Regions from separate parts of the Homo sapiens genome. Here region 2 is linked to region 1. Evidence: read pairs that join two places in POLR2A ChIA-PET (ENCODE). Cell type or tissue: OCI-LY7. All regions are shown on one strand. Links, peaks and the distances in the headings refer to the core of each region. The heading gives the core; the rest is flanking DNA.

Evidence for each region. Peaks named below come from ENCODE experiments on the same cell type or tissue, not always from the same donor. Only the 100,000 strongest peaks of a DNase experiment are listed, where the experiment ranks them.
Region 2: POLR2A ChIA-PET joins it to region 1 with 13 read pairs; 2 of 35 experiments call an interaction of 5 or more read pairs at or near these places.

The regions. Positions count from the first base shown.
Region 1 is chr6:73,458,725-73,468,566 of GRCh38, reverse strand. MTO1 (mitochondrial tRNA translation optimization 1) reads right to left here and starts at 6,830. Exons shown (of 12, transcript NM_012123.4): 1 at 6,496-6,830; 2 at 2,159-2,358; 3 at 1,961-2,078. The coding sequence starts at 6,712. It also overlaps the pseudogene RNU6-975P. RefSeq lists enhancers at 6,290-6,339, 6,360-6,419, 6,490-6,819, 5,992-6,837 and a silencer at 7,270-7,329. In OCI-LY7, for the core only: CTCF peaks have their summits at 5,248 and 5,527; DNase peaks (open chromatin) are centred at 5,506, 6,826 and 7,156; H3K4me3 peaks cover 3,301 bases; H3K27ac peaks cover 2,689 bases.
Region 2 is chr6:73,231,690-73,241,725 of GRCh38, reverse strand. The region is part of intron 4 of LOC122539213 (KHDC1-KHDC1L); the gene reads left to right. It overlaps KHDC1 (KH domain containing 1), which reads left to right. Exons shown (of 4, transcript NM_030568.5): 4 at 1-412. The coding sequence ends at 197. Among named protein-coding and RNA genes, the nearest start is that of KHDC1L, 11 kb to the right of the region's middle. In OCI-LY7, for the core only: no CTCF peak of the experiment used is centred there; no DNase peak of the experiment used is centred there.

The DNA of each region.
Region 1 (9,842 bases), core at 1,843-9,842:
GGACAAACATAATACACTTCCATGCAGTAAACAATACTTAGTCAATAATGTAAATACTATCAACCAAAAATTACGGTATAATTATATCAGAAGGAGAGAGGGAAGGAAAATTGGACATTAAAGAGAATTACCATAATAATAAGTTAATAGGCTGGGCACAGTGCTCATGCCTGTAATCCCAGCATTTTCAGACGCTGAGGTGGGCGGATCGCTTGAGGTCAGGAGTTCAAGACCAGCCTGACCAACATGGTGAAACCCTGTCTCTACTAAAAATACAAAAAATTAGCCGGGCATGGTGGCAGTCGCCTGTAACCCCAGCTACTTGGGAGGCTGAGGCAGGAGAATTGCTTGAACCTGGGAGGGGAACGTTGCAGTGAGCCAAGATGGTACCACTGCACTCCAGCCTAGGCAACAGAGCCAGACTCTGTCTCAAAAAATGTTAATAGATGGCTGGGTGCGGTGGCTCACAGCTGTAATCCCAGCACTCTGGGAGGGCGAGGCGGGTGGATCACAAGGTCAGGAGAACAAGACCATCCTGGCCAACGTGGTGAAACCCCATCTCTACTAAAAATACAAAAATTAGCTGGGCATGGTGGTACGTGCCTGTAGTCCCAGCTACTCAGGAGGCTGAGGCAGGAGAATCGCTTGAACCCGGGAGGCTCAGGTTGTGGTGAGCCGATATCGCACCACTGCATTCCAGCCTGGCACAGAGTGAGACTCCGTCTCAAAAACAAAAACAAAAACAAACAAACAAAAAAAGTTAATAGATAATGTCTAGAACTGTAAATTAGGAAGTAAAAAGATAAGCCTGCTATTCAGAAATATGGAAGTATATACAATAAGTGACAACTAAAAAAGCTGAAGTGTCTGTCTCCAGGGAAGGAGATGGTTGTTTTCCCACATAAATTTCTAAATTTCTTTTATATTTATTTATTTATTTATTTATTTATTTTGAGACAGAGTTTCGCTCTTGTTGCCCAGGCTGGAGAGCAATGGTGTGATCTCGGCTCACCACAACCTCCGCCTCCTGGGTTCAAGTGATTCTCTGGCCTCAGCCTCCTGAGTAGCTGGGATTTCAAGCATGCGCCACCACACCTGGCTAATTTTGTATTTTTAGTAGAGATGTGTTTCTCCATGTTGTTCAGGCTGGTCTTGAACTCCCAACCTCAGGTGATCTGCCTGCCTTGGCCTCCCAAAGTGTTGGGATTACAGGTGTGAGCCACTACACCCAAACTTATTTTTTATTTTTTTTTGACACAGGGTCTCACTCTGTTGCCCAGGCTGGAGTGCAGTGGCATAATCACAGCTCACTGAAGTCTCAACCTCCTGGGCTCAAGCAATCCTCCCACTTCAGCTTATTGAGTAGCTGAAACTACAGGCACCTGCTACCACACCGGCTAATTTTTGTATTTTTTTGTAGACATGAGGTTTTGCCATCTTGCCGAGGCTGGTCTCAAACTCTGGGGCTCAAGCAATCCACCTACCTCGGCCTCCCAAAGTGCTAGGATTACGGGCATGAGCCACCATGCCCAGACCCTTTTAATATTTTAAGAAAAAATTATATGCATGAGTTATTTTGATAAAAAACATACATAACTCTTTTACATAAAAATATATATAAGCTGTTAAAATATGAATTTTTTAAAAAATTAAAGTCAGAACCAGAAAAAACAGAAATTACAATAGAAAGATGGGGAGAGAGGGAGACATAAATATGCAGATTACAAAGTTCTACACTAAGATGGAACATGGTACTGATGAGCCTAGAATTTGACTGAGCATCATAAATGCCAAGATGAAAAGAGAAACATATTTATTTATATAGTTTTCCTCATCCAGGTAGAGAAAATGCAACAAGTTCCTTGAATAAGCAACATATCTCCACACTTTGCTCTAAAATAAATTTCTCACATGGAATTTGATATGCTGTTATCATACACCATCTATAACCAATACGTACCCAAAACAACCCCACTGACACGGCATTTCCCAGTGTGTTCAGGCTCTGGTTCTGTAAGAATAAGATCTTCTACAGCTCCCTCCTGAACAGTAAGCAGTGGTGTATTCAAGATTTCTTTCTGTCAAAAGAAAATGCCAGTTGAAACATGGTAATTAAACAATCACTATAATCTTTCCTGTGCTCATGCCCTATTCTTACCTGCATGTTCTGTTTATAGAGTTTCCTATCAATCTGAGCTCTCAGACCCCACACAGCTGGTCCCTTACGCCGGTTTAATACTTTATAATGTACACCAGACTGGTCACAGATGCGAGAACACAGGCCATCCAAGGCATCTACTTCCCTCATTAAATGTCCCTTTCCGATGCCACCAAAGGAAGGATTACATGACATCTGACCTAAAGATAATAGACATAAACAAAATAAATATATGAGCACCTTGCACATAGTGACTACTTAATAAGGAAACATTTATACAGGTGACTATAATCATCTCATATGATAAAAAATAGAAAACGTGAAAGATATACTACAAAGAAAATCCCAAAGACCCAATGGGATGCAAAAGTGTCCAGGGCAACCTGGATGACAAACCACTTCCTGAACTTCCTTTTGTTTTTTTTAAGATGGAGTCTCACTCTGTCACCCAGGCTGGAGTGCAGTGGTACAATCTCGGCTCACTGCAACCTCTGCCTCCTGGGTTCAAGCGATTCTCCTGCCTCAGCATCCCGAGTAGCCGGGATTACAGGTGTCCGGCACCACGCCTGGCTAATTTTTGTATTTTTGGTAGACGGGTTTCACCATGTCGACCAGGCTGGTCTCAAACTCCTGACCTCAGGTGATCTGCCCACCTCGGCCTCCCAGAGTGCTGGGATTACAGCCGTGAGCCACCGCGCCCGGCCTGAACTTTCTTTTGAATCTCTTCCTTGATGCATATTTTTACTGTTTCACTAGGTTGCCTTTTCCTTTCAAACATGTAATCCTTACCCCATGAAACCTTTCTAAACCAAGTATACTTGGTTTTTAAATTTGTTCTTTTTTGATACAGCACCAGAGGAATCTACCAAATCAAGCACACTTGTAAGAAGTCCCTAGTCCTTCAACATAAATAAGGACAAAAATAAATAAATAAATAAAAAACAGGGCCGGGTGTGGTGGCTCACGCCTGTAATCCTAGCACTTTGGGAGGCCAAAGAGGGTGGATTGCTGGAGCTCAGAAGTTTGAGACCACCCTGGGCGACACGGTGAAACCCCGTCTCTACTAAAATACAAAAAAATAGCCAGGCATGGCAGTTTGCACCTGTAATCCCAGCTACTTGGGAGGCTGAGGCAAAAGAATCGCTTGACCCTGGGAGGCTGAGGTTGCAGTGAGCCGAGATGGCACCATCGCACTCCACCCTGGGTGACAACAGTGACTCCATCTCAAAAAAAAAAAGAAAAGAAAAAAGAAAAAACAAAGAAGCCCCTTGGCACTGGTTCAGTTACAACCAATTATGTCTTCCATAAATGCCATCTGATATCTCCTTTTTGCACTTACTTTGCAGAATTAAATATAATTAAATTACAAATTTCTTGTGAGTGAAGACCATATTTTATACCTTTCCCTTACATTTACCCAGTCTTACCTGGAGGTCTAAACCCATGTGGTTACCTCAAAAGTTTTTGTGGGAGGTGGAGGGATGGGCAAGTTATGTCAATATCCACATATCCACTGCCACCACATCAAGAATCAAGACCTCCAAAAGTTTTTTTTTTTTTTTTTTTTTTTTTTGAGACAGAGTTTCGCTCTTGTTGCCCAGGCTGGAGTGCAATGGCACGATCTCAGCTCACTGCAACCTCCACCTCCCGAGTTCAAGTGATTCTCCTGCCTCAGCCTCCCAAGTAGCTGGGATTACAGGCATACGCCACCACGCCTGGCTAATTTTCTTTCTTTTTTTTTTTTTTTTTAGTATTTATTGATCATTCTTGGGTGTTTAATTTTCTATTTTTAATAGAGACAGGGTTCCTCCATGTTGGTCAGGCTGGTCTCGAACTTCCGACATCAGGTGATTTGCCCGCCTTTGCCTCCCAAACTGCTGGGATTACAGGCATGAGCCACCATGCCCAGACAAGACCTCCACAAGTTTTAATGGTCTCCACAGGGAGACTGGATAGCACTGTGATTATGAGCATGAAGTGTCATTATGAGGAGTGTGTGTGAAAGAGATATCTGGCTCAATTTCTAGACCTACCACTTATGAGCTCTGTGATCATGGCAAGTTACCTAACATACCTTAGTCTCTCTACTGTAAAAACAGGAATGACAGCTGTGGTAGATTATTTTCCTCCTTCTTCCTTTGAAATAGAAGACTCCTGGGCTCCCCAAATGCTGGGATTACAAGCGTGAGTAATCACCCCTGGCCTAGGTCTTTATTTTATTATTATTTTTTAAAAATATGGAACACTTCACAAATTTGTGCATCATCCTTGTGCAGGGGCTATGCTAATCCCTATATCATTCCAACTTTAGTTTATGTTGTTGCCAAAGCAAGCACTAGGTCTTTATTTTTTAAAAATATAAACAACAGGCCAGGTGTGGTGGCTCACACCTGTAATCCCAGCACTTTGGGAGGCTGACACGGGTGGATCACCTGAAGTCAGGAGTTGGAGACCAGCCTGGCCAACATGATGAAACCCCATCTCTACTAAAAATACAAAAAATTAGCTGGGCGTGGTGGCAGACTCCTCTAATCCCAGCCACTTGGGAGGCTGAGGCAGGAAATCGCTTGAACCCGGGAGGTGGAGGTTGCAGTGAGCCAAGATCGCGCCACTGCATTCTAGCCTGGTCAACAACAGCAAAACTCTGTCTCAAAAATGAAAGAAAAGAAAAGAAAAAACCCACCTGAATGTATGATGAGAAAAGTATAATCTTTTAGGAAATCATATAGCCTCCTCTCCCCCACCCACAAAACCGCAGTTAATAGTATATATTTCTTCACAGTTATGAGCTGAATGGTTATTTTAAAGAAGAATTTCAGGAATAAATAAGTGATTTATTCACAACTTTTACAAAACAAGTAAATATTCTAATTACTGCTCGCTCCTAAGCAAAAGGAAGGAGGAAAGACAAAAGTATACATAATTTACAAGTTGATGTTTTAGCTAGTATCTATCATGATGCTACAGAACGGCCATCCAACCATTACCCATTAGAGCAAAAAAAGTACTGTCCAGTACTAAACACAAAATCCAGGGACGACAACCCAGAAGGAATATAGGATGCAAAAGGTAGCATGGCGCTGGGCACGGTGGCTCATGCCTGTAATCCCAGCATTTTGGGAGGCCGAGGCGGGCGGATCACAAGGTCAGGAGATCGAGACCATCCTGGCTAACATGGTGAAACCCCGACTCTACTAAAAATACAAAGAAAAAAAAAATTAGCCGGGCGTGGTGGTGGGTGCCTGTAATCCCAGCTACTCGGGAGGCTGAGGCAGGAGAATGGCATTAACCCGGAAGGCGGAGCTTGCAGTGAGCCGAGATGGCGCCACTGCACTTGAGCCTGTGTGACAGTGCAAGACTCTGTCTCAAAAGAAAAAAAAAAAAAAAAGGTAGCATGGTTCTTCCAAAAGGCATCACAAAATCTTGACAGAAACACAAAGATCAGGCTGGGCAGAGTACTGAGCACCTGCAATCCCAGCTACTGGTTAGGCAGAGGCAGGAAAAGTTCTTGAGTCCAGAAAGCGGAGCCTGTAATGTGCAACGATCGTGCCTATGAGTAGTCACTGCACTCCAGCCTGGGCAACATGGCGAGACCCTGTCTCTAAAAAAATGTTTTTAAATAAAAACACAAGAACCGTTTAATAAAGGATTTTTTTATTTTATTAATATTATCATTATTTTGAGACGGAGTTTTGCTCTTTTGCCCAGGCTGGAGTGAAGTGGCGCAATCTCGGCTCACTGCAACCTCTGCCCCCGGGTTCAAGCGATTCTCCTGCCTCAGACTCCCGAGTAGCTGGGATTATAGGCGCCCGCCACCATGCCCGGCTAATTTTTGTATTTTTAGTAGAGACGGGGTTTCGCCGTGTTGGCCAAGCTGGTCTCAAACTCCTGACCTCAGGTGATCCACCTGCCTTGGCATCCCAAAGTGCTGGGATTAAAGAAGTGAGCCACTGCACCTGGCCATAAACCATTGTTAATAATGTTAATTCACCCTTTATCTGGAGTAACATAGTAGAAGGTAAACGCAGCAATGAACTAAGAAGCTACCAGCGAGTAGTTGGTAGCTCCCTTTCCCAAGGCACTGACCCCGAACCCCAACCTCCTACAACGGACGACTGTCAGCAGCAGCATAATCTATGGTTCGCAGAATAGACTAATATAGAGTTCTGGCCTGGCCCGCCTGATCCTTGCGAGACACTGATCGAGGCTAAAACCACAGAAGGTAGGATTCTCACTAGCTTTGAGGAAAGGAAGAGGTCCCCCGCTTCAGACCGGGGGAGGCGGGAAGGAAGCAGCCTGCGTCCTACGCCAAGTTCCACAGCACCCGCGCTCCTCACCGATCGTGTCCACGCGGTGAGTGAGGAGCAGAGTCCGAGAGCCGCACCGAGCGGCGGCGGTGGCTGCCTCAGTCCCGGCATGTCCTCCACCAATGACTATCACGTCGAAGTGCGGAGTCCGGGGCGCCGCGCTGTCACTGCTCAACCGTGCCAACGGAAATTGCTGCTTGGTGAAGGAAACCGCGACCCAACGGCCACAGCCTCGGAAGTAGAACATGCTGGGAGAAAAATCTATCTGACTTTGAAGCTGACACGAGTGACGGTCAAAAAAACTTACGCAACAAGAGACAATCTGCAGGGCGCGGCCATCTTGCTTTAATATCACGGGGTAGGACGTCTACGTCCAGCGTCGCCGCTGATTGGCGGTTTGGAGCTACTTTCCTGGTGAGGGAGATGGGTGATCGCACGGAGGGCCGGTTGTGTATTTTCTTTCCTAGTTCGTGCGGGCTTTTTTTATTATTATTATTTTTTATTTTTATTTATTTATTTATTTATTTATTTATTTATTTATTTATTTATTTATTTATTTATTTATTTTGAGACAGAGTCTCGCTCTGTTGCCCAGGCTGGAATGCAGTGGCGCGATTTCGGCTCACTGCAAGCTCCCCCTCCCGGGTTCGCGCCATTCTCCTGCCTTAGCCTCCGAGTAGCTGGGGCTACAGGCGCCCGCCACTACGCCCGGCTAATTTTTTGTATTTTTAGTAGAGACTGGGTTTCACCGTATTAGCCAGGATGTTCTCGATTTCCTGACCTCGTGATCCGCCCGTGCGGGCTTTTTTTGATTTCCTGTGGTTCTGGGTTGGGAGCTCCTACTAAAGGTCATCTTTTGTACTTTCTTAGGCCCTGCAGTCCTTATCGCCAGGTGGCCACCTACGATCAATGAATTTGATCACTTTGCCTTATCAGATCTTTGTGATCTGACAATCTGATACACCGTCACCTTCTGTTTGTCTATAAAAACTAAGGGCTGAAAATAAGAATAGATTCGGGCCGGGCGCGGTGGCTCACGCCTGTATTCCCAGCACTCTGGGAGGCCGAAGCAGGTGGATCACAAGGTCAGGAGATGGAGACCATCCTGGTCAACATGGTGAAACCCCATCGCTACTAAAAAAAAAAAAAAAAAAAAAAAAAAAAAAAATTAGCCGGGAGTGGTGGCATGCACCTGTAATCCCAGCTACTCAGGAGACTGAGGCAGGAGAATCGCTTGAACCTGGGAGGCCGAGGTTGCAGTGAACCAAGATTGTGCCACTGCACTCCAGCCTGGGCGACAGAGCAAGACTCCGTCTCAAAAAAAAAAAAAGAAAAAGAAAAGAAAAAGAATAGATTCGAAAGGAGTTCAAATATATTTGTGGACTGAAAGATTCATGATGGTGCCTGGGCATGGTGGATCACGCCTGTAATCCTAGCACTTTGGAAGGCCGAAGGGGGCAGATTGCCTGAGCTCAGGAGTTCGAGACCAATCTGGGCAACATGGTGAAACCCCGTCTGTACTAAAATACAAAAAAAAAAATTAGCCAGGTGTGGTGGCATGCACCTGTAGTCCCAGCTACTTGGGCGGCTGAGGCAGGAGAATTGCTTGAACCCGTAGGCAGAGGTTGCAGTGAGCCGAGATCGTGCCACTGCACTCCAGCCTGGCGACAAGAGTGAGACTCTGTCTCAAAAAAAAAAAAAAGAGAGAGAGAGATTCATGATGGCTAATTGGTTAATTAGAAGAATCGGTTGGTTGGAGGTTAAATGTCCAGCCTTTTGGAATTCACAGCCTTTCTCAATTCACAGCCTTTCTCAGAAAGGCAACGTTTGACTGGAGAATAAAACAAGTGTGGTATTGCAGGATCTGGCCAGCAGCCCACAATGCAATGGGGCTCTTTCTTTGTTCCCAGGCGGATTGGCAGGTCGAGAAATAATAGACACACAGAAGATATTGAAAGCTGGGTCCAGGGGGGTCACTGCCTTCTGGTCCTGCAATGCTGCTAATACACTGGATATACCAGCATTTATTATTAAGTTTAGTGAGGGCAGGGGTAGGTTAGTGAGGGATTTAGGGTCATTTGATTATGAGGTGAGATGGTCACATGGGGATGAAGTAATTCTTTAACATAACATCTGTATGCAGAAGTACAGTATACAGAGATAAGAATTTACAATATATTGTGTGCATCAGTAATTTCTAACAGAGCCTTAAAACAGAAACAGTCTTTCCATAACCTATGATTAGCAAGATATTAATCAGCAGTAACAGTTGCAGCAAAAGCTGGTTACAAACAATCCATAGAAACAGGATGTGAAGCTAGACAATCAGTTAGACCAGAAATTCTCAGAAGGGAGTATGCCTTAACCCTAAAAAGGCCTAGAAGAGCCGTGGCAAGATGAGGGCATTTATAGCCCTATCTTACCCACAGGGACAGGCGCCCCTCATGCGTCCGTTTAGAGGCTTTCCACAAGGGTTGCATTCCATTCCCAGAGCTATGAACATCTGCTTTTCTGGGATAGGAATCTTGGTGATGCACGTCCGTTCATAGGCTCTCTGCAGGGGGAAGCACATCACCCGCTGTTGGCTCATTCTGGCAGTCCAACCTGGCATTCTCTTTACACAATCCTGCATGCAACTTTGTATTTACAATAATCAGGAGCATTTCATCTTTTATTCCGTAGCAATAGTTTCAGGGGTCTCCCTACAGTGTGGCAGTTTTATTGTTCTAATTATAAAAAGTATTAAATACATAGGCCGGGAGTGGTGGCTCACACCTGTAATCCCAACACTTTGGGAGGCCAAGGTGGCGGATCACTTGAGTCCACCAGGAGTTTGAGACCAGCCTGGCCAATATGGCGAAACTCTATCTCTACTAAAAATAGAAAAATTAACCTGGCATGGTGCTGCGTGCCTGCAGTCCCAGCTACTCAGGAGGCTGAGGCAGGAGAATTGCTTGAACCCAGGAGGCACAGGTTGCAGTGAGCCCAGATGGTGCCATTGCACTCAAGCCTGGGTGACTGAGACCCTGTCTCAAAAAAACAAAACAAAAACCCTTAAAACAAAAAACAGTAAACATTATTTCTTTTCTTTATTTTTTTTTAATAGGATCTCCTTCTGTTGCCCAGGCTGGAGTGCAGTGGCGCTATCATGGCTCACTGCAACCTCCGCCTCCTGGGCTCAAGTGATCCTCCCACCTCCATCTCCCAAATAGCTGGGACCACAGATGTGGGTGGACACTAGGCCTGGCTAATTTGGTTTCTTTGTTGTTGTTTTTTGTTTGTTTGTTTGTAGACATGGGGTTGAGGGAGGGAGTGTCTCACTATGTTGCCCAGGTTGGTCTTGAACTCCTGGCCTAAAGCCTCCCAAAGTGCTGGGA
Region 2 (10,036 bases), core at 818-8,817, 230 kb after region 1:
TGGAGATGCTGGAACGTGTCCGAAGCCAGCCTCTGACCAACGATGACCTGGTCACCTCCATTAGTGTGCCACCATACACTGGAGACCTGTCTTTGGCTCCCAGGATAAGTGGAACCGTGTGTCTTAGCGTTCCTCAGCCTTCCCCTTACCAAGTGATTGGTTGTTCGGGTTTCCATTTGAGTTCACTGTATCCGTAATTAAGGACTGATCTCCCCTGGGAAGTGGGGATGAGAGGAGAAATCTTGGCTTCACTTTTGGTGAGAAAGACATGATAGACACTGAGGAAAGTTTGAACTTGTGGCCGGGACCTGTCCCTCTCAGGTCTTCTAGACATGTCTGAGGGAAGTCTCTTGAATGTAAGAAAGTGTTATTGGCAAAGCAATCCAATAAAATAAGCTACCTATGATGCAAAGCCTTCGATGTACTGTCCTTTTTCCTTAGGATGAAATTATTCACCCCAGAGTTTTCTTGCACCTTAAAGTGCAGACAAATGGGGAGAATGGAAAGGTGGGAGGAAGGGTCCAGACAGAGATGGAAGGTGTTCCCACCACAACTGCCTGGTGAAGTAGGCAGCCAGGGAAGCTGGTGAACATGAGGTAGCCAGCCTTGTCCCTGATTGCCCAAGTTTGTGGGTGGGGGTGGGGGTGGGGGTGGAGGGGGTGGTTTTCAGGGAGCAATGGATTCTGAAGTCCCTCATGCCATGAATTAAATCAAATACGAAGGCTTCCTGAATCTCCATTGAAGAACGTTCTCCGATTGCCAAGTCTATATTTGGATCTGTCTAGGCAAGATTATGGCAAGCTAAACCTGTCCTCAGCTGAACTCTTCCTCTTCAAATTTGCCCCTTCTCCAGCAGCCTGCATCTTATATTGAGGCAATTGCAGTACTCTAGGAGAGTGACGATGGTGACTTGGACCAGAGTGGAGTGGTTGAAGTGTTAGGAAATGGTTGAATTTGGAAAATAATTTGAAGCCAGCAAGATTTGCTAATTACATGGTTTTCAGAAGGCCAATTACCAAATAAAGGTTAAAAGATCATATTCACAGTAGAAAAACACTTAGAGAAAATGTCGAAAGAATTCAGGTTATAGTAGTCAAATGCTGTGGCTCATGCCTGTAATCCTAGCACTTTGGGAGGCTGAGAAGGGCTCAGGTGTTGGAGACCATGGTAACATGGTGAAACCCTGTCTCATCCAAGAATACAAAAATTAGCCTGGTGTGGTGGCACATACCTGTCATCCCAGCTGCTTAAGGTGGTCACTGGGGTTGCAGCATTGCTTGAGCCCAGGAGGCGGAGGTTGCGGTAAGCCAAGATCATACCGCCACACTCCAGCATAGGTGACAGAGTGAGACTCTGTCTCAAAAAAAACAAAACAAAACAAAAACAAAACAAAAAAAACTCAGGTTGTTTACAGACTGTCACACAGACTGCCAAAATAAATTGTCTACACAAAATGGCCACTTTTTTCTTTCTAGAATTGAATTGTTCAGTTAGTCCTGAGGCCTAGCCCAGTGCCTTAATAATTATTTGTTGAAAAGTGAATGAACATCTTTTTATTTTATTTTATTTTATTTTATTTTATTTTTGAGATGGAGTCTCGCTCTGTCACCCAGGCTGGAGTGCAGTGGCGTGATCTCGGTTCACTGCAAGCTCTGTCTCCCAGGTTCACGCCATTCTCCTGCCTCAGCCTCCTGAGTAGCTGGGACTACAGGTGCCTGCCACCACGCCCAGCTAATTTTTTGTATTTTTAGTAGATACGGGGCTTCACCGTGTTAGCCAGGATGGTCTCGATCTCCTGACCTCATGATCCACCTGCCTCAGCCTCCCAAAGTGCTGGGATTACAGGCGTAAGCCACCGCACCCAGCCATGAAATTCTTTTTAATGGCTAGGAATGTATTCTAATATTGAAATAAAAATAACCTGTAAAGAAGTGAAGCACATTCTAGTTTGCTAGGCATACAAAGATAAATGTATATCCCTGACCTTTGGACAATAATCAACATTGCTTTTACTAAAAATTTCCTAGGGAAAAAGTCTCATGATTGTCAAAGGTACCATAGTATTTCTAACTCCAATCAAACTTCTGGCAAAGGTCTGTGTATACCTTAGTACAGTTTAAGGAGTCTGAGTTGTCATTTTCTTTCGTCTTTCTTTTCTCTTCTTTTTTTGAGATGGAATCTTGGTCTGTCACCCAGGCTAGAGTGCAGTGGCGTGATCTCGGCTCACTGCAACCCCTGTCTCCCAGGTTCAAGCGAGTCTGGTGCATCAGTCTCCCTGGGATTATAGGAATGCCACCACGCCTGGCTAATTTATTGTAGTTTTAGTAGAGATGGGGTTTTGCCATGTTGGCCAGGCTGGTCTCGAGCTATTGGCCTCAAGTGATCCACCTGCTTCAACCTCCCAAAGTGCTGGGATTACAGACGTAAGCCACTGCGCCCGGCTGAGCTGTCATTTTCTAATGAGCTGTAAGCAATGATCCCACTGAAGGATCCCTGTCTGAAGTATTTTCATGGGGAAGCTGGAAAAAAAAAAAGAGAAAACAACAGGGTAGGTGCGATGGCTCAAACATGTAATCCTAGCACTTTGGGAGGCGAGGCAGGCAGATCACTTGAGGTCAGGAGTTCAAGACCACCCTGGCCAACATGGTAAAACCCTGTCTCTATGAAAAATACAAAAATTAGCTGGGTGTGGTGGCGTATGCCTGTAATCTTAGCTATTTAGGAGGCTGAGGCATGAGAAACAGTTGAACCTGGGAAGCAGAGGTTGCAGTGAGCCAAGATCATGCTACTGCACTTCAGCCTGGGCGATACAGTGAGACTCCATCTCAAAAACAAACAAAACAAAGCAAAAAAACACCAAAAAACCAAGAATGATGCTAAATGGATTTGTGTGTGTGTGTGTTTTGCTACCATATTTCCTGTTCAATAGGGTCAATATTTATTTTCCCATAGAGAATGTCCTCTGAAGCCTTAAGATATGTTCTGTATGTGGAACTACTCTTTATTGTACTGAACCAATAATTGAATATCAGCTATGTCATTTTCATTTAAACGTAAAATTTTGTTTTTTGAATAGATAATTTCTTTATTGGGTTCAAAATTCAAAAAATGCTTTTAGTGAAAAAGATACCCTCCAAGTCCTGTCCTTCAGCTATACAGTATCATTTCTTGTAGGAAATCTGTTTCTAATTCCTTGTATACCCTTGGTTCTCAGATAAATACGCATATACAATGTCTTCTTTTTTATATTCAGATTGCATCATACAATATACTCTTTAGCACCTTGCCTTTTTAAAAACTTAACAATAGGTCTGGCAGAGGGTTGCATTTTAGAGCAGAAACACTTTCTCATAATTTCTTATAGCTATATAGTGTTCCATTGTATGGATATAGCATTCAACCCATTCCATATTGATGGACTTTTAGGTTATTTCCAACCTTATGTTGTAACAAACAATACTGCAGTACTGCAATGTGTATATGTCATTTTGCACATGTGTGAATATATTTGTGGGATAAATTGCTAAAAGTGCATTAATGGATATAGCCAAGTTTCCTTCCTAATTGTTGACAGTTTATACTTCTACCACATGTGTATGAGTATCTATTTCCTTACACTCTCACCAATAATGAGTATCAAATATTTTTAATTTTTGTCAGTCTTATTGATAGATGAAAAATGGTTTCCTAGTGCTGCTTTAATTTGCGTTTATCTTATTACAAGTGGCACTGAATATCTTCTTATTGGATTCCCATATGTGTTTTCCAATGCCTTTTCATTCATATGTATACACAATTTATATTGCACTTTCTGTGACCTGTCTATTTAGGCTGTTGTCCATTAGGTTGTTATTGATTTGTAGTACCTCTTGATATATTATAAATATTAGTGTGTTGTTTGTAAAATAAGCCACAAATACTTCTTTCCAGTGTGTCCTTTGTTTTTTACATTGTTTGGGTGGTATTTGCTATGTAGATATTTTTAATGTCTATGAGGTGAATTCATGAATCTTTTTATGTTTATTGCCTCTGGATTTTGTTTAGTTCTTAGGAATGCCCTCCTCATCCCATGACTATAAAATATTTGGTAGTGGTTTCCTCTGGCATGGTTTGGGTTTTCTTTTTTACATTTAAATAATATTATTTAAATGTATTCCTGAGATGTGATTTGATTTAGGTTGTTAGGTATGGGTCAAATGGGTTTTTATTATTTTTATTATGTATATATTTTAATGTAATTTAATTTTTTTTTTTGGAGACAGAACCTCTGTCACCCAGGCTGGAGTGCAGTGGTATGATCATAGCTCACAGCAGCCTCAAACTCTTGGGCTGCAGTTATCCTCCCACCTCAGCCTCCTGAGTAGTTGGGATTACAGTTGCACACCACCATGCGTATAATTTTTATAATTTTTTTAGACAAGGGGTTTCACCATGTTGGCCAGGCTGGTCTTAAACTCCTGAGCTCAAGTGATCTGTCCCCCTTGGCCTCCCAAAGTGCTGGGATTACATGTGTGAACCACTGTGCCTGGCCTGCAGTGATATTTCTGTCAAACCTGAGAAATACACTGGGGAGAAATCCAATACATATAATAAAATAAAAAATTATGATCAAGGACACTAGACTTAATGTTGAATCAGAGAACCTATAGTAGAGAAAAATACTATAGGTAATATATAAGGCCAATCATTGGCCCACTAGATGGAAAACTTTTATAGCTAGCCCATGTGAAGTTTCAGTCCTGTCTTAATTTATTAAGTATCACTGAATGTACACTGGAAAATATAAACGTATCAATCAGAAATGTTTTAATGTCTTTTCATTCTATTTTGGACGTGAGGAAATCACTTTTTAGTGAGTTGCAACTATACTAAAGTCATAGATTCAGCTATTTTGCACTGAAGGAAGTACACAGTTCTATGACAAAAAAAATTTAAATTAAATTGTATCCGCTGGGCAAGGTGGCTCACACCTGTAATCCTAGGACTTTGGGAGGCCAAGGCAGATTGATCACCTGAGGTCAGGAGTTTGAGACAAGCCTGGCCAACATGGTGAAACCTTGTCTGTACTAAAAATACAAAAATTTGCTGGGCGTGGTGTAATCCCAGCTACTCGAGAGGCTGAGGCAGGAGAATTGCTTGATCCCAGGAGGTGGAGGTGGAGGTTGCAGTGAGCTGACATTGCGCCATTGCACTCCAGCCTGGGCAACAGAGCAAAATTCTTTCTCAAAAAAAAAAAAAAAAAAGAAAAAAAATTGTATCCTTAAGTGATGATTTTGTTGGAAATTTTTTTTATAGATATCATAGTGTATTCAAAGTAAATTAGCTCTTCCTGGTGATTCAGAGCAACAGTCAGGCAAGCTTTTTCTATAAAGTGCCAGATAGTAAATATTTTACGTTCTGTGTCATGCAGTCTCTGTCGAAACTACTCACTCAATGATTACAGTGCAAAATTAGTCAGAGGGAATACATAACTGAATGGTACTGCACTGTCCCAATATAACTTTATTTATAAACACAAAATGAATTGTACATAATTTTATGTGTAAGAAAAAATAATTTGTTTTTTGATTTTTTAGAGCCATGTAAAAATGATTCCTGGCTGGGCGCAGTAGCTCACACCTGTAATCCCAGCACTGTGGGAGGCCGAGGTGGTTTGATCACCTGAGGTGAGGAGTTTGAGACCAGCCTGGCCAACACGGTGAAACCTCGTTTCTACTAAAAATACAAAAATTAGCTGGGTGTGGTGGTGTACGTCTGTAATCCCAGCTACTCGGGAGGCTGAGGTAAGAGAATTGCTTGAACCCGGGAGGCAGAGGTTGTAGTGAGCTGAGATCGCGCCAGTGTACTCCAGCCTGGACAACAAGTGTGACAGTCCATCTCAAAAAAAAAAAAAAAAAAAATTTCTAAACCACAACCTATACAAAAAACAGGCATGAGAAATTGTGGAAGACAGTGTGGTGATTCCTCAAGGATCTAGAGCCAGAAATACCATTTGACCCAGCAATCCCATTACTGGGTATATACCCAAAGGATTATAAATCATTCTATTATAAAGACACATGCACACATGTATTTATTGCAGCACTATTTACAATAGCAAAGACTTGGAACTAACCCAAATGCCCATCAATGATAGACTGGATAAAGAAAATGTGGTACATATACACCATGGAATACTATGCAGCCATAAAAAAGAAGGAATTCCTGTCCTTTGTAGGGACATGGATGAAGCTGGGAGCCATTGTTCTCAGCAAACTAACACAGGAACAGAACCAAATACTGCATGTTCTCACTGATAAGTGGGAGTTGAACAGTGAGAACACATGGACACAGGGAGGTGAGCATCACACACCTGGGCCTGCCGGGGGTGATGAGCAAGGGGAGGGAGAGCATCAGCACAAATACTGAATGTATACAGGGCTTAAAACCTAGATAAGGGGTTTATGGGTGCAGCAAACCACTATGGCACATGTATACTATGTAACAAACCTGCACATTCTGCACATGTAGCCCAGAATTTAAAGTAAAATTTAAAAAAAAGAAAAAAAAGGAAAAGCATTAGTCCTATCTATGTCCTAAATAGTACAAAACTTCAGTAAATAAAAGGCTGTGTTTTATTAATGCATGAATGGAAAGACAAATCAATGGAATAGAATAGAAAACCAAATATACCCCCACATATATGCATAAAAATTTAATATTTGATAAGATGATTCAGATTAATGTGGAAAGGCAGATTACTCAATCAGTGAATGAGTAATCATTGTGATAAACAAGCAAACCATTTAAAAATCCATTTGAGGTCAGGCAGAGTGGCTCACATGTGTAATCCCAGCAATTTGGGAGGCACAGGAAGGGGGATTGCTTGAGCCTGGGAGTTTGAGATCAGCCTGAGAAGATGGTGAGACCTTGTCTCTACAAAAATAAAAAATAAAAAATTAGCCAAGTGTGGTGGTTGCACCTATAGTCCTGGCTACTCGGGAGGCTGAGCTGGGAGAATAACTTGAGCCCAGGAGTTTGAGGCTGCTGTGAGCTATGATCACACCACTGCACTCCAGCCTGAGAGCAAGATACACAGCAAGATAATTCCAACTGAAGGGCTTTGATTTTTAAAGTATAAATAGGAATTCTTCTCTTCTTATTTATTTATTGTTGGCTACCAGATGGAGTGGTCAGGATTTTTCTATAGTATTAGTATTTTGGTACTCAATAGAGCATACACATTTTTATTATAAATTCTTTGATGCTTAATATTATATGACTTGGAAAGTGCTATAAATGAAAATAATAAAGACATACTTTGTGTTTTTCAATCTTGAGGTTTTATGTGATAAAACATTGGTTACCTACAGTTCATTCTCCCTCTTTGGAAAGTGGAACATTGCTGGGCTCAATCAATCAAAATGAGAGAAGTATGTAAAAGGGACCAGAATCATGTAGCATGATTTGAACAGCAAATAACAGGAAACACTTGTCTAGTTGGATGCTAATAAAGCACTGTATTAGTGCCAATAGCAGACATTCCAGGCATATTATGCCAAGGGCTCCCTTCCACCCGTGTTGGCTTCCTCTTCGGGTTGGTAGCAAAATACTTGTAGCCGTTTCCAAAATCATATCCTGTTATAAACACCAGGAGAAAGAAAGAAGATATGAGTCCTTTTTTGTGTCTCTTTTCAGAAATGAGACAACCTCTGCTGGAAGCCTCCTTTAGGTTTTACTTCATTTCAAAATTGGGACATGTGCCATTTCCTAAAGCAATCACTGGCAAGGGGAATGAGATTATCACGATTAGTCTAAACTAATCACCTGGAGTTAAATTGATGTTAGAAGTTAATGTCCATCAGCACTAAACAGGGTTCTATTCTTCTATATTTTGACATCATCTGGGAGTTGAAAAACTGCAACTGTGAGCCAGAGATTGACAGAGTGATAGAGCCACTGAATAAGAAATAGATTTATGACTTGGGAAGTGGAGAAGCCATGCTAAATGAAACCTATAAATTTGAAGCTGCCAATTTCTCATAGATTATCTATTTGTTTAAGTATAAGGAATCTTGAGAAACTCATGTAGGATGCAATAGAACCTATATTTCATTTGAGTGCATATTCATTAACATTTTCCTGCTTTTTAAAAACTCTACAATCAGGCCGGGTGCAGTGTCTCATGCCCATAATCCCAGTGCTTTGGAGGCTGAGCCGGGAGGATCTCTTGAGCCCAGGAGTTTGAGACCTGCCTGGGCAACATAGCAAACCCTGTCTCTACAAAAAACCAAACCAAACCAAAGCAAAAATGCAACAAATTAGCTGGTTGGCGTGGTGCACTTTTGTAGTCCTAGCTACTTGGGAGGCTGAGGCAGGAGGATTGCTTGAATTCGGGAGTTTGAGACTGCAGTGAGCTATGATTGCGCCACTACTCTCTGGCCTGGGCAATAGGGCAAGACTCTGTCTCTAAAAACAAACCAAATAAGAAAAACAAAACCAGGAAACCCTCTATCATCAGAAAATTATCGACACTTTTGGTTTCAGATGTGCCCGTCTTGCTGTGAGTCCACATCCAGCAGGGACAGGCAAAGCTAAGAGCACCAGGGCTCTTCTCCTTCCTGTGTGCGTGCACCTTCCCATGAATATAATAAATAAAGATGATTACTTACTCCATGTGTTACACTTGCAAACCTTGCCTTTTTTATTGCTCTAAAATATGAGGTAACCAAGATTGTGCATAACTAGCATTAGACAACTCACTGCACACTATTTCTAACTGTGTTTGTGGTCCTATGTGGTACTTTGGATAATGTTATTTTCATAATTATGCATGAATAATTTTTCCAGGGCCACCAGCTGGTCCTAGCTGGTTGCCTTCTCCTCTACCCCTGCTGACTACATAAGTGGTTTGTTATTTTCCAAAGATAATTTTCTTAAAACGCTTATGCTTGGGGGTACGCGTGAAGGTTGGTTACATACGTAGACTAGTGTCATGGGGGTTTGTAGTACAGATTATTTCATCACCCAGGTATTAAGCCCATTAGTCACTATTTATCTTTTCTGCTCCTCTCCCTTTTCTTACCCTCCACCCTCAAGTAGACCGCAGTGTCTATTGTTTCCTTCTTTGCGTTCATGAGTTCTCATCATTTAGCTCCCATTTGTAAGTGAGAACAAGTGGTATTTGGTTTTCTCTTGCTGCATTAGTTTGCTAAATATAATGGCCTCCAGCTCCATCCATGTTCCCACAAAATACATGATCTCATTCTTTTTGTTATGGCTGCATAGTGTTCCATGGTGTATATGTACCACATATTCTTTATCCAATCTGTCATTGATGGATATTTAGGTTGATCCTATGTGCTTGCTATTGTGAATCATGCTGCAATGAACATTCATGTGCATGTGTCATTATGGTAGAATGATTTATATTCTTCTGGGTATATACCCAGTAAGGGGATTGCTGGGTCGAATGGCACTTCTGCTTTTAGCAGCTTGATGAATCACTATACTGCTTTCCACAATGGCTAAACTAATTTACACTCCCACCAACAGTGTATGTGTTCCCTTTTTTTCTGCAACCTCACCAGCATCTGTTATTTTTTGACTTTTTAAATAATAGCCATTCTAACTTGTGTGAGTTGGCATCTCATTGTGGTTTTGATTTGCATTTCTCTAATGATCAGTGAAACTGAGCTTTTATTCATATGCTTGTTGGCCACATGTATGTCTTTTGAAATTGTTTGCTCATACCCTTTGCCCACATTTTAAGGGGCTGTTTGTTTTTCTCTTGTAAATTTGTTTAAGTTCATTATAGATCCTGGATATTAGACCTTTGTCAGATGCATAGTTTGCAAGTATTTTCTTTAGGCTGTCTGTTTATTCCGTGGATAGTTTCTTTTGCTATGCAGAAGCTATGTGATGGGCAACAAGAGTGAAACTTTGTCTCAAAAAAAAAAATTTTTTTTCTTTTTTTTCTTTTTCTTTTTTTTTTTTTGAGACCGAGTCTCACTCTGTCGCCAGGCTGGAGTGCAGTGGTGCGATCTCAGCTCAGTGC